Regions from separate parts of the Homo sapiens genome. Here region 2 is linked to region 1. A link is an interaction called in ENCODE POLR2A ChIA-PET data of the cell type or tissue named here. Cell type or tissue: OCI-LY7. All regions are shown on one strand. Region 1 overlaps TRPM1 (transient receptor potential cation channel subfamily M member 1). Region 2 overlaps CHRNA7 (cholinergic receptor nicotinic alpha 7 subunit).

Region 1 (2,500 bases):
ACCGTGCCCAGCCAAGGTTATATATCTTTTAATATTAAATGAAATTATTCTTTGACCTCATCTCATCTGCTTATAATCTCATCTGTTTATTCCAAGAGTACCTTTTTCCCTTTCTATTGTCCCATAGCCCCACCCCCACCCCCTGCCTCAAGTCAGGTGCAGGAAATCCAGTGGTCTGGTGAAGTCCCTACCCACTGCATCAAAATTCAAGAGGGTGAAGTCAATCGTTGCTCTTTGCTTTGATTTGAGCCCCAGCTTTCTGGTTGGAGGATAGAAAACGGAAACTCTGAGGAACTGGAGATATCAGGGAGATAGTGAGAGGGGGAACTTGGAAAAGTAATGCCATAAAGTTATGAACTCCAGAGCTCACCTGCAGACTGTGTCTGTCAGGGGTGGAGGAGTCTGCTCCTTATTCACATACCAAAGGCATTGAATGGGGTGACATGAACAAAAGCAGGTAGAGTAAGGAACTCTGGAATTCTGCCCCACCATAAAAGCAACAACAAAGTTGGCAAAAACTGTCAGAGTCTATATCTTGTGGCACTCTGGAAATTAAGCAATGGCTTATTAAGCAACCTAGGGCATTCTTATTTAAACAAAATGGCTGGATCTTGATAAGAAAAGTGAGCTTTGTGACATTTTAACTTAGCCCTGTCCTATCCTCTGCTCTCCAGTTGAGTAGTCACCTTGAAAACAACAACCTGCATTCCTAGTACCAGTAGGAGCAGAAAGAATCTCATATGCAAAGAATTATAATTACTTGTTTTGTAATTACAGGGCAGCTCCTTGAAAGCCTAGCTGAAAGGTTCGTCTGTATTTCACCTGAGTTGGAACAGGCCCAGTACTAAAGCTTCTAGTTAGAAGGGGTGGAGGAAGGGTTGTCAAAAACATTTACAGGCAAAGGGTTTAGTGCTTGCTCCCTGAGGTGACGGATGACAGCTGGGGCAAACAATAGACTAACCAAAAAACTAGGGAGAAAAACTGATGTCCATAAGAGCTTTGAAAAGCTCTAACACATTCCTGGGAATTTAGAAAGCTATGTGCATGCATAGGGCTGTGTGTATACTCAGGAAGACCTGAGAAGGCTATAAGCTCATTTCTGGCTGACTTGATCTTGAGGCTCTGTGCAAGCAGGAAGTGAAAGCTAAAGCAAAGATGTAAACTGCCTGAGTGTTGAAGATGTGCCCCTATATACACATACAGCTTCTCAGAAAAGACTAGAAGATTTTGTTGTTTTTGTTCCACACATTTAAGGAAATCTCTAAGTATTAACTGACCACTAAGCTAATAAAATACAAACTTCAGTGGCCACACAACATAAAGAATATAGACTTTACAATATTATTTCAGAAAAATCACTAAGCAAACAACAACTACAAAAATCACTAAACAAACAACAAACAACAACTACACTAAACAAACAACAACTACACTAAGCAATAACAACAAGCCTGAGAGGGGAGAGAATCTGATTTCTAGAATTGCCACATTATAATACTCAACATGTCCACTTTTAAATAAAAATGACAAAACATGCAAAGAAATAAGAAACTATGGTCCACACACAGGAAAAAGGACAATCTTAAAAACCATCCCTTAGGAATCCTGGATATTAGATGTTTTAGCAAAGAGTTTAACTCAACTATTTTAGCTATTTTAAATATATTTAAAGACCTAAAGGAAATCATCTCTAAAGAACTAAAGGAAAGTATGAGAAGGATTTTTCACCAAATAAGGGACTATCAATAAAGAGGTGGAAATTATATCAAGTAGTAGACGAGGTCTCAAAAAAAAAGAGGTAGAAATTATATATATTTTTAAAAAAATAGGTCAGGCACAGTGACTCATGCCTGTAATCCCAGAGCTTTGGGAGACCAAGGAGGGAGGATTGCTTGAAGCCAGGAGTTCAAGACCAGCCTGGGCAACAGAGCAAGACACCATCTACATAAAATCATTTTTAAAACTGGACAGGCATGGTGGTGCATATCATGGCAACTGGCAGAGCATGGTGGTGCCGGTAGTCCTAGCTACTTGGGAGGCTGAGGTGGGAGGATTGCTTGAGCCCAGGAATTCAAGGCTGCAGTGAGCTGTGATCTTGCCACTGCATTCCAGCCTGGACAATAGAGCAAGACAGTGTCAAAAAAAAAAAAGAAAAAAAAAAAGAAAAAGAAAGAAATGAAGGAAGGGAAGGAAATTCTGACATTGGAAAGTACAATAACTGAAATGAAAAATTCACTCTAGAGGCCCAATAGCACATTTGAGCAGGTAGATTAAAGAATCAGCAAACTGGAAGATAAATCAGTTAAAAATTACCCAGTCTAAGGAACAGGGGGAGGAAATGAAGAGAAATTGAACAGTCTGAAACCTGTAGAACACCATCCAGCAGAACAACATAGGCATCATGAGAGTTATAGAAAGAGAGAAGGGAAACTGGCAGAAACAATATTTAAAGAAATAATGGCCAAAATTTTACAAATTTAATGAAAGATACGAATCTACA
Region 2 (2,500 bases), 1.0 Mb before region 1:
GGAACCCCCTGCCTGCACACACCACACACACACATACACACACATACACACACACTACACACACACAGCTTCTACCAAAGATCACCTATCATCATGAGAAAGGCTCTAATATGACAAATAGAGACCAAAATAAACAACAGATAAGGGACTTTGAGGATGCAGACAATACAGGAAGTAGAAGAAAAATTCCATAAAAAGCAAAAGCAAGAAGTAGAAGGATCAAGGAGCAGGAAGAAAATGAAGCAGCAGCAGAAGCAGAAGAAAGAAAGAAGAAGGGGAAGGGAAAGGGGCACGGGGAGGAAGAAAGAAGAAGAAGGAGGAAGACGAGGACAACTTCAGTACTATAACAGAGCAACGGCATTGCTTTAAAAATACTAACAAAAATCAGATACTTCCAACAAGAAACATTCAGAGAGCAAAACAAAGCTATTGGGAACTGGAACATTGGAATAAGAAAAGAAACAACAAAATTCTAAGAAAAAGTATTCAACTTATTCCTAGCCACACTATTCATCAAGTGTAAGGGTAAAAATAAGGTCTTCAAAATCCTGCTATGCTCCCTTTCCCAAACTGTAATAAAGGACACCATCCATCAACTGAGAAGATAAACCAGGAAAGAGGATCTGGATCCACAAATGGAGAATGGCAAGGGAAATTCTCTAGTTGATAGCTATTGAAATAATACAAAGTAGCTATTTGGTCTTTGTCCATGGTTCCTGACATAGAGCTTCAAAAACTCTTAGTGACAGAAATCAGAAATTCCTTGTTATGCTAATGAAGTGGCTCATGGAAGGGGTCCCTCAAGTGGTTTCAGGATGGAGGCTGGTTGCCAGAGAAACCAACCAAGTGATTGGAGAACTGGAACTTGAGGCTTAACCTCCAAGAAGGGGAGGGATGCTGAAAATTTAGCTCAATCATGTGGTCAAAAGTTTAATCAATCATGCATACAAAATGAAACTCCATCAATAACTCCAGACGGCAAGGCTTGGGGAAACTACCTGGTTGGTGAACACATCAATGTATGAAGAGGATGGCACTGCTGGTCTCCACAGAGACAGAAGACCCTGTGCTTAGGACTTCCTAGACTTTGTCCTATGTAACTTTTCACCTGGAAGCTCATTTGCATTTTTATAATAAAACAATAATCACAAGGACAATTATGTGTCACATAATGACATTTCAGGGAACTATGGACAGCGTATCTGAAAGTGGTCCCATAGGATTATAATGGCTAAAAAATTCCTATTGCCTAGTGATGTCATAGCTGTCATAACATCACAGTGCAATTACTTTTTTTTTTTAATTTAGTGTAGTCTAAGTGTACAGTGTTTACGAAGTCTACAGTAGCACACAGTAATGTCCCAGGCCGTCACATTTACTCACTACTCACTCACTGACTCACCAGAGCAACTTCCAGTCCTGCAAGCTGCACTCACGGTAACTACCCTGTATATGTATATCATTCTTTTATCTTTTATTCTGTATTTTTACTACACCTTTTCTATGTTTAGATACACAAATACTTACAATTGCATTACAATTGCCTACACTATTCAGTAAAGCACCATGCTGTACAGGTTTATAGCCTAGGAACAATAGGCTCTACCATATAGCCTAAGTGTGTAGTATGCTATAACACCTAGGTCTGTGTAAGTAGACTCTGATGTTTGTACAAGAACGAAATCGCCTAATAATGCATTTCTCAGAACGCATCCTCATCATCAAATGACTATTTAGCACCAAGTTCTGGGAGTTGTTATAGCAAATTAACAAATGTGAGGAAGTTGTAGGAAGCCCCAAATGTGTAGATGGCCAGGCAGAAGTGCAAGGTAGTGTCTGAATCGAACTGGGTCATAGAATACTCAGTTGATGTCAGAAAGCTGTTGACAAAAGGCAATCATAAAAGAAAATATCAGTCTGACAGCTGCAGAACAGAGCTAGGAAACAATCAATTTACATTCAAGCAGGAGGATAAAATGCTTCAAAAGATGTCTCTAACAACATGGAAGACACAGATCCACGTGTCTGAACATGGGGAGAGAAAATTACAGGTCTACTGGAGAGTTTGGGGATAGAATAGTGATCATTACATGAAAAATTCAACAACCGGCCAAAGATAATAGTATTAACTCTAAGGAAAAGGAATATAGCCTATTGCATGGCTCTCAGCTGTGAATCATGAGTTTACAGATTTTAATATAAACATTATATATTAATTTAAACAAAAATGATTATGTAATTTCATTAGGTAAATGTGATAAATGAAGGGAAGTGTGTTAATTATGCGTGGTAGTGGAGGTAGAGAGTGAACAGAGAACTAAGTCCTCACCTTCAGTATTGTGAGGTTCTCCATTGTTCAACAGAACTAAAGCAAAAAGTGGTAATATAAGCATTTTATTTCAAGATATGCACGTAAATCTCAAAGAAACAGCTAAAAGAGTTAGAATTGGTTGTCTATGAGAAATGTAAATGGAAGCAGAGAACAATAATCCTCACAGAA

Evidence for each region. Peaks named below come from ENCODE experiments on the same cell type or tissue, not always from the same donor. Only the 100,000 strongest peaks of a DNase experiment are listed, where the experiment ranks them.
Region 2: POLR2A ChIA-PET joins it to region 1 with 5 read pairs; 2 of 35 experiments call an interaction of 5 or more read pairs at or near these places.

Annotation. Positions count from the first base shown.
Region 1 is chr15:31,012,639-31,015,138 of GRCh38, reverse strand. The region is part of intron 27 of TRPM1 (transient receptor potential cation channel subfamily M member 1); the gene reads left to right. Among named protein-coding and RNA genes, the nearest start is that of TRPM1-AS1, 13 kb to the left of the region's middle. In OCI-LY7, no CTCF peak of the experiment used is centred here; a DNase peak (open chromatin) is centred at 1,118; H3K4me3 peaks cover 480 bases; H3K27ac peaks cover 956 bases.
Region 2 is chr15:32,062,038-32,064,537 of GRCh38, reverse strand. All of the region lies in intron 2 of CHRNA7 (cholinergic receptor nicotinic alpha 7 subunit), which reads right to left. Among named protein-coding and RNA genes, the nearest start is that of CHRNA7, 33 kb to the right of the region's middle. In OCI-LY7, no CTCF peak of the experiment used is centred here; no DNase peak of the experiment used is centred here.